3 separate regions of the Mus musculus genome follow, and all the other regions are linked to region 2. Evidence: chromatin contacts called from ENCODE Hi-C or POLR2A ChIA-PET data. All regions are on one chromosome and are shown on one strand. Each heading gives the region's core, a stretch centred on a gene start or an enhancer-like site at or near the end of the contact. The rest is flanking DNA. Distances are from core to core; before and after follow the strand shown. Region 1 holds the start of Vangl2 (VANGL planar cell polarity 2). Region 2 holds the start of Copa (coatomer protein complex subunit alpha). Region 3 holds the start of Pex19 (peroxisomal biogenesis factor 19).

Region 1 (3,919 bases), core at 656-3,155, 55 kb after region 2:
TTCACACTTAACAGACATCAATCCTGAAGTCTCCCGTACGTACGTTCGTGACATCTTGACTTACATCTCAAACTTCAGCTGGGGCCCGCTCTACAAAGTCATTTGTAATTCTGACGTCAGAAACTCATTTCCAATTCTTTGGGGCCTGTCTCCGGGTCTGGGAAACAAGCTGGCAGAATGTGAATATAATTTACACTAAACATAAAAGAGATCCTGCCCGCAACGTAATGTGGCAGTTCTAACACTGTCAAGTTATAGACTAGTGCTCAACACTGGAGGTGTGCTTTGGACAGGTAAGGGGACTCTGAGGTCTTTCTGTCTCCTTTTACTGTCTTCCACTGTTCTGCTCTTTCCTTGCATTCCTGGTGTGGTTACAGGACCCCCAGAGCAGTCCAGTGCCTGGCACATGACAGACGTAGGTGAAGGAAGGTCATTGTGTTTGCAGAGACTGTGGTACTTGAAACTATGACTGTATTTCATTCACGTCGTCTTAACGCTAAGTTCTTTGCTAATATGCGGGAACAGTGGCTGGAGAGAAACAAGGGTTTGGGCAGAGCTGAAGGGAAGCAGCGTTTGTTTAGCTTCTTCACCTTTGAACAGCCATATGCGGACAAAGACAATCTGTCCTCATTTGGGGACTGGTTCGAATGTATAACAGAGATGTGCCTGAGTTTTAGGGAAGACTCCATTAGAGAAAGGAACAGAGACTGGGAGTCGCCTTCTCTGGGATTTCTTAATCACAGGGTTGGGAGGGGCAGGTATCAGAATTGGAAGGTGGAGATGGTGGGGGTGTGGAAACGTGTTCGAAGATGCTTTTGAAGCGGCACTGTTCTAGGTAAGTGGCAGGTTACAAGGTAAATAGTACTAGCAGCAATGTAATAATGTAATAATACTTTTGCTTTCATTCACTCCGAGGGCAACCTGGCCTTCCCACAGCTACTTTATGGTGGGCTCGTCCCTGTTGGGTTCCTAGGCACTTTAGCAACTCTAACTGGTTTGTTTCTTAGTGTGCTCTGAACTGGAAATGCCCTAAATGTGCCAGATATTTTATTCTAGCCTACATTCCCTGGGTCCTACCTGCAAAGCTAAATTAGCCAAAAGTTTTGGAGTTCCGCATCCACCCGGGTTTTTTTTTTTTTTTCCTCTCTCTCTAGGCTTCCTGGGAGAAGGCCCCCCTCTCCTCTGGTGCCCCAAGTCGCGGGCCCTCGTCTTCTCCCCCTCCCCCTCTCCCCTAGGGCAGGATTCCCTTTGTAATTAATCCCAACACTCAAACCAGAGGGGAGGAAAACGTGTTAATGAGTGAGCGTCCCAGTCTGACTAGGCGGTCTTCGCTCACAGCTAGAACACCGAGTAATTAAATTATTTTTGGAAGAAGGAGGGGTATGGTGTCAGGGAAATACCGTATACATGGGAGAGGGGCCTGTCTCTTGTCACTAATTAATATCAGGGATGACCCTTTTCGCAGTTCTAGGCCGGAGGGGACCAATCTTCCCCACGTCTCAGATTCCACTGGAGTTTGTGAGACCAGGTTTGTGGTTCTAAAGAAGAGAATATGGCCAACATCAGGGCCTAGGGGAAAGGTTTTCAATCGGGGGTCGAAGAAGACAGCTCCAAGAGGGGCTGCGGGCTGGACCAAAGCCAAGAGCCGAGGCAGCTTCGAGCACACCTTCCTGGCCAGGTCTGGAAGCCAGGAGCGGATTCCCAGGATCCAGAGGGCGCAGGGCATGGCCAGGCGCAGGGCTGGGGGTGCCGCGACTCGGGGAAGAGCCGGGCCGCAGACAATGGACGCAGCAGCGGGAGGGGCGGCGGCTGCGGGAACAGCCGGGAGGCGGCACCTGGGAGCTCTCTCCCCGCCCCCTGCCCCCTTCTGGTCCCCTCCCCCTCTGGTCCCCTCCCCCTCCGCCGCCGGCTCCAGATCTGATTCCTGATCCCCGATTGCTTGGTTCTGGGTCCCGCCATGGGAGCCTGAGTGCCCTGCAGTCCCCTCCGGCCCCCTGCCCCCGGGGCCTCGAGGGGGAAACAGGCGAGTGGTCTGGGACGGAGCCGGGGTGAGCGACCTCAGGAGCCCCCCTCGTCAACCCCCATCGCCCGCGCTGCCGGTTCTGGAGCGCGGAGTTCGGAAAGACCGGGTGCGCTGCGGATACAAAGGCGCGGAGCGGAGTGGGGCGTGCGCCCAGTCCACCGGGCTGTTCGCAGTGGCGGGTGAGTGGCGGGCCGCGGGGGCGCGGGCAAAGTTTGCGGAAAAAAAAAAGGAAAGAAAGAAAGAAAGCAACAGAAAAAAGAAGGAAACCATGCAAAAGACCAGGGAGCGCCCGGCCCTGGAGAAAGCAGGATGGCTTCTGGGGGAAGGGGGGCTTGAGGCACCCCCTTCCGGTCTGTCCTCCACTGCACAGCGGAGTAACCCCAACTTTGGGGAGGGGAAGGGGCGTATGGGGAAGGGGCGGAGCCCAGGCCTTAAGAGCCGGGGACTTTCCTGGGCCGGGGGGCCCAGGGCGGGCGCCTGAACGATCCCAAGGGAACCCATTGAAGCCGGGGATTGGGTAGCGTGTGTTGGAGGTGGTGGGAGAGGCCGTGGAAGGATCGGAGGCTGGAGGTATTGGAAGCTGAAGGTATGTAGGGATGCATACACACCTTTGGAGTGTGGGGAGGAAGGGGCAGGTATGTGTTTAGGGGGTAGAGTGGATCCTTGAGAGATGGCCCCGCACAGCAGTGTGTGTGTGTAGCCCAAGGATGGGACTTGCGGCGATACTGGTGAATGTGTGTTGGGGTGTGTGTGGGGAACCAACGACATCATATTTGTCCCTTGTCCTATTTACTCATCGAAGGTCCTAAGCACTGCATTAGTGAGTTTTAAAGGGTTGGTTGGGGGATCAGTATGCATGATTCTTTGTTTTGTGTGTGTATGTGTGTGTGTGTGTGTGTGTGTGTGTGTGTGTGTGTGTGCATATACGCTTTGACGTACTGCGTGTTCCTGCAGGTGGGCCCTGGGTTTGGATGTGTAGATGTTTCTCTCTCTCTCTCTCTCTCTCTCTCTCTCTCTCTCTCTCTCTCTCTCTCTGTGTGTGTGTGAGAGAGAGAGAGAGAGAGAGAGAGCTGACCACACACATCTGCTGTGTATTTGGGTATGTATTTGTGTGTATACTCAAGGGAAGGGGTGTGTGTCTGTGTGTGTATGTGCTGAGAGAGGGGCTTATGGGAAAGAGATGGGCAGGTATTAGAGAAGGTGGGTTTATAAAAGCTGAATGGGTGGTAGGCATATATGGGGTAGGTGTGTATGCACCTGTGTGGTGGGAAGGGGTGTGAGTGTGTGTGTGTGAATCTGTGCTCTTGTGAGTAACCTGTACTGATGGATAGCTGTGGATATGTGCTCGTCTTTGCTAGTGTGTATTTTGAGTGTGTATTGGGGGTACCTCTTGTCTCTGCAGGCAGATTTTCCTGGCAGAAAGCCCACAGGGAAGGCTGTCTGCAGGATTTGAATGGCCCTGCCTAGATTCAAGGGTAGTGTCTTGAGTGTGTGAGACCCCTGTGAGGATTGTGCATTGGGGGGGGGGTAGTGAGTAGTGAGTTGTCTTAGGTGATGTTTATTTGGGGAGATGGACTTTTCTGGGAGCTGGTGTGTGTTGTGGGGGCTGGGGAGGTGGAGGAGCCCAGTCGTCTTAAAGGAATTTTGGGGTTCAGGAGTCAAGGACATAATAGTGGCCTTCCTCGCTGTCACAGGCTGGGCTTTAGTGCCCTTTGAGGCCATACGCTTGGCTTCTCTGACCCAGTTACTCTCTTTGAGGCCACGGCTCTCTTGGAAAGCCATCTTGAAGGTGGCTACTTCAGAGCCCTCCAACTCTGCCTTGCCTCTAGGATCCTGAGGGGTGTGGGCTGGAGGCTAGAAGCGGCATACACCAAGGCATGAGGCCTGGCAGGGAGC
Region 2 (3,748 bases), core at 156-2,655:
ATTCTTACTGGCACCCTTTATAATCAAATTTCCCATGACACTTAGAAACTGCCCAGAATATAGCCTCCATTAAAGAACCTCCAGTTTCTGAATTACTAAGTCTTGCCAGGCACTATTATAAACACAGTTAATGTACTTTCTCATTTTAATTCTCTTTATAAGAAAGTGTTAACTATCCTTATTTTTAAAGATAAGAATATAGAGATTTAGAGATAGTAAGGAGACACCTTAAGGCGGCTTGTTAGTAGACGTTTCAGAATTCCTAAGCAAGTCTGACTGACTCCAATAAACAAATTCTGAACCACTTCACTATAATGCATATCATGAAATAGTCCAGATATATTTTTTATCAGATTTCCATAGACTTAATTTTTCTAATATCGACATTTTCAAAGAGTGTGATCTCAGGCCTTTGTCTTTCAAGACTTATCACCAAAAATTTAGCTGTTTACCTGGTATTCAAATCTAACACAAAGCATCTGTATTTCACCGGACAATCTTACCCAGGCTCGGGACCTGGTGGGGCAGTAGGCCTCCATTCTCTCACTCCAAATAGGCCAAAAATAAATAAATAAATAAATAGTCCAGCGGAAGCACTGGACATGGAAATGGAGCAGACGGGCTACTGGAGTAGCCAGTGACAGAAGCTGAGACTCAAACCCCAGAAACACTCCATACAACCTGGTTATCAGAAAGCATCCAAGTCATAAGGCCTTAAGAACAGAAAGGGCTGGCACACCCCCCCAGAAGAGGTGGCTGGAAGGAGTAGGGAGCCGGCCTAAGGTTAACGAGCCACGACACGATAAGTTCCAGGACATACGAAGCAGCACGGACTGCAGACTACTCCACTAACCCTAAGCCGCTCCCTCGGTTATTCCTCCGGGTTCTTCCAGGAGGCCCGACGCGGTCAGCGAGTCCTGCCTTAGTGACAGCACCACTACCCCCAACACCCAACCTCCGCTGTTCCCGTTTCTTCTCCACTACCTTTGACCCGCGCGCTCTTCGTCTCGAATTTGGTTAGCATCCTTCAGGCCTCGGGCTCCTAGGTCAGGTTAGCGGGTCCCGCCGCTCCCGGTGGCACTCCCAAGGCTTCCACGTCAGCTACTCCCGGGTCGCGGCTCCCGGAAGCTCCTCGGACAAGGACTTCCGGTCTCTGGAGCGCTGGGCCACAGAGACGATGCTAGCGGAAGCCTAGAGAGGCCGCTACGAGTCTGGAAGGGACCTGAGGCTTCCGCCCAGCGGAGAGGCAAGATGGCTACGACTAGGGGCGGCTCTGGGCCTGACCCAGGAAGTCGGGGTCTTCTTCTTCTGTCTTTTTCCGTGGTACTGGCAGGTGAGGTCACCCCACCCCGGAGCTCTGGTCTTTAAGAGGAGCCGTCCGGAACGGCCCATCGCTAGTGCAGGCAATGCCCTTCTGGTTCCGATTGCCCCTCTGTCCCCCGCCCTGGAAATCCTTCTTGTCTTTCGTTCCCATGACATAAGTTCCTCCTTTGCCTGGACCTGCATTTCCTTAGTTCTCTCCAGCCCTTTTCTGGGTTTCCAGCCTGATTCTCTTCAACCTTTCTCGCATGCCTCGTTCTCTGTTTAAAGCCCAGCCACCCCATCAGCCATCAAAAGGGACAGGTGTGAAAAGCTCAGCCCCCTTCCTCCGGTTTAGTATGTTTGAGATCAAAACAGTCTCGTTTCGTGGTCTTTGTGCGACGTTGAAAAAATGAGAGCCCCCGTTTCCTCCTGTTGGTTCTAGCCTAAATTTGTGTTCCTTGTTTTCTTAGCTTACTAAAGTGAGGCTAACGTTAGCTTAGCTGCTTTAAACTGTTAAGAGGGAAGTAATGATTCAAGGAATCTTAGACGTTTAATGTATATGAATATTTTCTTTTTTTCCAATCTAATGTCTATTTAGTGATCTTTAAATTATGAAGTACAATCAGTAACACACCTGTAATTATTTATAGTGTGTTCAACTAAGAGTTAAGCAAAGATATATATATATATCTTTCTAGGTAAGCCCTGAAATGCAGCCATTTCCTTGTATAGCCATGACTCCGTCTTTCTCAACATTCACATTGCTTTTGATTAGCTTCAAGGGAGGAACTGTAGCTGTCCCATACTCTAGGTGTGTGGGCAAATGGTCTGATATTTCATTAACTGACCAGGTGTGTGGCATAACGTTTCTTCTCCTAGGTCTGTTCAGATTCTTAGGTGGTTTTTGTTGTTAGTGCTTTTCTTTGTTTGGTTTTGGCAATCTATATTCTTAGACCAGAGCTCTTTTGATAACTAATTAGTAATGTACAGGCAAGCTAAAAGAAGCAGACTTGTTTAGCCCTGAAACTTGACGCCGGCACATCTGAAGTCAAAGACTTTTGACAATCACCTTTTAGCTTTATAATTAATCGATCATCATGGAGTCTAATAACTTTCTAAAATACACAGCTAGGTCCTCTTTACAATACTTATGTTCCAATAATGTGGCCAAGAAGTGAAAAGAATGATCATTAATCTTGTGTTAGACAGTATGATCGTGAATGCTTTACTGAAACCATGAATCGAGCTGATGATGATAGAGGCTAATACCAAATTATCTTTCACTTTTTCCTAATACTGTTTATCTTCTGATCAGGATTGTGTGGGGGAAACTCAGTGGAGAGGAAAATCTACATTCCCTTAAATAAAACAGCTCCTTGTGTCCGCCTGCTCAACGCCACTCATCAGATTGGCTGCCAGTGTAAGTTGGAATTGGAATTTGTATTTGTGGTCATTAATAATTCAGTTTGTATCCTGGATACTCAGAAATACTCATATCCTGCTTAGGAGTCTTGGCATTCAAATTACAGTGTATGTATAGAAGGTGATTATCATCTGTCAAACCAGGCAAGATAATTAATAAGAGCTGAAACTTAGTAAATGCTCTTTTAAAGTGTGCATTTTATTTTTGCCTCTGCAACAATCCTTGTTATTAACACTGTACAAATGATGAAACTAAAACTTGAGAAAAATGGATTAACTTTCCCAGCAGGATCATGCTAGTAAGAAATCAAACTAGGATCTTGTCTTTGTCAGGGTTTCTATTCCTGGACAAAACATCATGACCAAGAAGCAAGTTGGGGAGGAAAGGGTTTATTCAGCTTACACTTTCCACATTGCTGTTCATCACCAAAGGAAGTCAGGACTGGAACTCAAGCAGGTCAGGAAGCAGGAGCTGATGCAGAGGCAATGGAGGATTGTTACTTACTGGATTGCTTCCCCTGGCTTGCTCAGCCTGCTCTCTTATAGAACCCAAGACTGTCAGCGCAGAGATGGTCCCACCCACAAGGGGCCTTTCCCCCTTGATCACTAATTGAGAAAATACCCCACAGCTGGATCTCATGGAGGCACTTCTCCAACTGAAGCTCCTTTCTCTGTGATAACCCCAGCCTGTGTCAAGTTGACACATAAAACCAGCCAGTACAGATCTGAACCTGGTGGGATTCTCAGCTATCTTACCATAGAGTTCTCTAAGGTAAAAGAAGTCTCGTAGTCTATGGGGTCAAGTCATCACTGTGTCCTCTGAGTGATCTCTTTTGAACCAAAATGATCCTTTCCCCCCCTTTGAGACACAGACTTGCTAGGTAACCCAGGCTGGCTTTGGCCCTCTGCTGAGTTCTGGGACTACAAGCATGTGCTGTTTGCTGAGTTTTGTGCCAAACATGGGCCACTGTTTGCTGTTGTTATTTTGTGATGCTATTGATTGAATCCCTACCATCAAGCTAGT
Region 3 (3,917 bases), core at 1,258-3,757, 44 kb before region 2:
TCAGCCAGCTCCTTCATTGCCTTCTCAAACTCCGCAGTAGCTTGGGAAGCCAGCTCACTGTCAAACAGTTCCTGGAAAAATTTCTCTTGGGAGGCGAAGAGAGCATCCTGCAAGGGTGGGGTGGGGTGGGGAGGGAGACAACATTTGCCTCCTATAGCATCACCCTGGGGCTAGCCGCTTAAACGAGCTCATATTGGGAAATGAAACATCTCCCCTCCCACGAGCACCTCCACTGAACATTCCATCTACCTCTTCTCCGGAGGGCAGCAAAGACTGGCCACTGAAGGTCTAATATGAGGTAGCATACAAAGCCAACCACTTAAAACCGCTCTTTCCTCTTTCCTCGTTAGCCCTCCGTAAAACCACAGGTCCTCGTTTCATAGGAACTGAGGCCTGGAAGAACACTCAGCAGTGTGAGGCAAAGGCACCCTCTCAGCCACCCCTCTGGCCCAGAGGGCCCCCCATCCCTGCTCTGAGCTGCATGGCCATCCTCCCTCTCCCTTAAGTGGGGGAATTGATACTTTGGCAGTATCTCCTGGCGCTCTCTTCTGGGGTCCTGAAGCGTCGGGAGCCGAGATGGTCGGAGCATGTTCTGGGGAGGGTTTGGCTTTGTCGAAATCATCAAGAGCACCTTCGGAGACAAGAGAAATCATCAAGAGCACCTTCGGAGACAAGAGACGGACGTGGTGGCGATGTTGAGGGTGGAAAGGGCTAGACAGCCGTGTGATTTGAAACAAACTCTTAGGAAAATAATGATACAAAGTGCTGGCTTTCCTGGACTTCTCTCTCTTTTTCTGGTGTCTCTTCTGCCTGGACTACTGGCCAATAGGCTTCCCACCTTCCTTGAGAACCATCTAGTTTGTTGTGACCAGTTGGGAAGGAAACCCTTTTACACAGAACCAGTGTTCATCTCAGAATTAGGAGGAGAGAATTAAATAAAAGCTGTGCAAAGAAATCTCTATATGCACACTATAAAATTCCCTTAAAAAAAAAAAAAAACCCTGCTGGGTCGTGGTGGCGCACGCCTTTAATCCCAGCACTCAGGAGGCAGAGGCAGGCAGATTTCTGAGTTCGAGGCCAGCCTGGTCTACAGAGTGAGTTCCAGGACAGCCAAGGCTACACAGAGAAACCCTGCCTTGAAAAACCAAACCAACCAACCAAACAAACAAAAACCTACACATTTCATCTAACATGAAGAAGAGGGGAGAGAGAGCCTTATTTCTTGGAATTCACTCTGAGGCCTTAGCTAATATCGTCTGTTGAGGAAGCACAGAATATACCACCCGGCTTTCCACCGTTCTGACTACTAGGATACATTCGACAAGAAGGTATTAACTCTTAAATAATGCTCCAATTTAGATCGCCCTTAACAGGCACCTATAGCCTCCTTGGCCTCATATGCAGTAAGCCTGGGCCAGGCCAGTCACTGGGCACTCCTCACTTCATCTGTTCATTTTCTACCTGCTTATATCGCTGTGACTGAGCAAGAGATAAAAGGTTCACCTCTGCCCTGAAAAGCCTGTGTTGTCACCATCACTCTGCCTGCCAGGACTAGGGAAAGGGCACTGGCCTCACTGGCGCAGGAAACGGGAGTGGAGTGCAAGGCCAAGAAAGAGATGAAGGTCCACCATCTTTTCAGGAAGAGGAGACCTTTTCCCCTGGGGCTGGCTCACTTTGTTTTCTCCAAAGGATAAATAAGGGATGTCAGGCATTGTGGTGCCATGCGAGAATGCGGAGGAAGGGACTGGAAAAATCACAAGTTCAGGGCCACTCTACAGTACTCAATGAGTGTGAGGTCAGCCTAAAACTACACGAGACAGTCTCTCAACATCACACTAATTTTAAAAGGAGACTTCTTTGACTACTCGCACGAAAGAACTAAGGGTCTGGTAAAAGAATGAGGAAAGACTGTGCGGTAAAAAGGCGTTTCGGGTTAAGAAAGATACTATCATGGACATATGGACCTTTGGAGCTTAAAGATTATTTTGTTCTGTGAATCCTGCTACTGAAAGGAGAGGCGATTTTAATAATTTACAGAAGGCGATCCTGGTGGGTCCAGCCTGTGATCTCTGTACTCCCAGTGGCGGAGGCTGAAAGACTGCCGCGAGTTCCAGATCAGCCTGGGATACCGAGTGAGAGAGCCTTGCCTCAACAACAATCCGACAATCGAAAGCAAGAGAAGTTTGTAAGGGGCTCGTGAAACAGCTCTTTACGGTTAGTGTTCCCCTTCGCAGGGAGATGTGCGGTTTGGACACAGCCAGCTAATAAAGAGGGCCGGGGTCGAACTCAGACCACCTCCCCCGCTGACCACTGAAGAGATTCTCCCGCCCCGCTCAGAAACCTCAAGTTCCTCTAACCCCCACGATGGATCCTCTCCCCGATACTTCTGGTCTTTCCCATCGTGCACTCTTACTTTCCAGAAGCTCCTCCAGTTCCCGGTCGTCTTCGACCCCAACACCGCAACCTTCCTCAGCAGCCGCCATCTTACTGCCTCCGACTTGCCGTAGGAGGTGGAACCACTGGCGCCACCACATGCCCCGCCCCAACCCCGCCCCCATGACTTGAGCAGCCAATAATATCGTTCTACCGTGCAGGACCGCCATTTTTAAAGGGACAGGAGACTGGGTTTGTTTTTGTTTTTGTTTTTTTTCTTGGGTTGGGCCTCAAACCTAGGTTCTTGCACGTATTAAGCAAGCACTCGGCTACTGGAGCTACAGAGCCACAGCGGTTTGCCTTGAACTAGATAGATTGCTCAAGCTGGTCCAGAAATCGGGGTCTCCCTTCCCCGTCTCCACTTCCAAACTACTTGACCCATGAGGCCCAGCTGTATTGTGGGGGCGGGTCAGAAGGGGTGGGAGGGTTTATTGCGTTTTGCTTGCCCCATCTTTAACCTGGAATCTTTAATCTGGGTTTTGTTTTCAGGCAGGGTTTTCTAATCCTACTGTCTCCACCTCCCAAGGACAGAGATTACAGCACAGGGCTCAGCTAAAATACGAAGCTATTAAACGAGCAATTTTTCGCTTGAGACAGGATTGCCAAATTGAAGCAACCTTGGTTTCATCCTCAAAGCACACGTGGTAGGAGAGATGTCTATCATGTGCTGGCTCTGACCTCCGAATATGCTCCTTGACATATACACAAAACAGATAAACAAAGATCATCCAATTTATTTTTAGCGTATAATGAGCATCTACTGTTGTATACAATCGTGCTGAGCACAGTGAAATCTACAAGTGGATCAGGGATGGTCCTACCTGTAGAGGTTGACTGGAGATAGAATTGGAAACACAGATGTTACTTAAGCAGATTAAAAAACAAGCATTCTTTCTTTGAATCATTTCTTTCAGTTTTCTTTGTGTGTTGGGGGGATTGTCTTGTTTTTGTTTTATCGAGAATGTTCTGTATGTAGCCTTGGCTTTCCTGGAACTCTGTAGACCAGGCTGGCCTTGAACGAAAAAAATACTCTTGACTCTGCCTCGAGGGTGGTGGCATTAAATGCGTGTACCACCACACCTGTCTCTCTTTTCTATTCAGCTGGCAAGAAGTGGCAAATCCCTTTGGAGCTAGAGCAATAGGTGGTTGGCAGCCACCAGATGTGGGTGCTGGGAACTAACCTGAGTCCTCTGCAAGAACAGTCTTTGCTCTAAACAGCTAAGCCATCTCTTTAACCACCATGATATCTTTTTTTTTTTTTTTTGAGACAGCATCTTGCTCTTTAGCCAATTGTTCTGCTTTAACCTTCCAAGAATCCGAATTATGGCTGTGAATTGCTGTGCCAGATTCTTGCCTGACCTTGAAGGAAGAATGTATAAAACTTAAGAAAATATTCCCGTAATATACACATTTTTGAGAAAGCAGTCTTAGTTTGAGGATTATATTTAAGAAAGCAACTCTTAAATCTGAAAACACTAAAGTCC

What was found. A loop is a pair of places that touch in the nucleus more often than their neighbours do. ChIA-PET counts read pairs that join two places held with the same protein, here RNA polymerase II (POLR2A).
Region 1: POLR2A ChIA-PET joins it to region 2 with 19 read pairs in Patski. The contact joins the promoter of Vangl2 here to the promoter of Copa in region 2. POLR2A ChIA-PET finds 5 or more read pairs at or near these places in 2 of 5 experiments (Patski and embryonic stem cell).
Region 3: a loop to region 2 is called in a map of heart, with 2.1 times the contacts of the local background. The contact joins the promoter of Pex19 here to the promoter of Copa in region 2. A Hi-C loop is called at or near these places in 2 of 37 maps with a recorded cell type or tissue (T-helper 2 cell and heart). POLR2A ChIA-PET finds 5 or more read pairs at or near these places in 3 of 5 experiments (Patski and embryonic stem cell).

What each region holds. Positions count from the first base shown.
Region 1 is chr1:172,025,281-172,029,199 of GRCm38, reverse strand. It overlaps Vangl2 (VANGL planar cell polarity 2), which reads left to right and starts at 1,905. Exons shown (of 8, transcript NM_033509.4): 1 at 1,905-2,202.
Region 2 is chr1:172,080,186-172,083,933 of GRCm38, reverse strand. Copa (coatomer protein complex subunit alpha) reads right to left here and starts at 1,405. Exons shown (of 33, transcript NM_009938.4): 1 at 985-1,405. The coding sequence starts at 1,024. Ncstn (nicastrin) reads left to right here and starts at 1,185. Exons shown (of 17, transcript NM_021607.3): 1 at 1,185-1,333; 2 at 2,618-2,722. The coding sequence starts at 1,252.
Region 3 is chr1:172,125,345-172,129,261 of GRCm38, reverse strand. Pex19 (peroxisomal biogenesis factor 19) reads right to left here and starts at 2,507. Exons shown (of 8, transcript NM_023041.3): 1 at 2,414-2,507; 2 at 522-631; 3 at 1-107. The coding sequence starts at 2,483.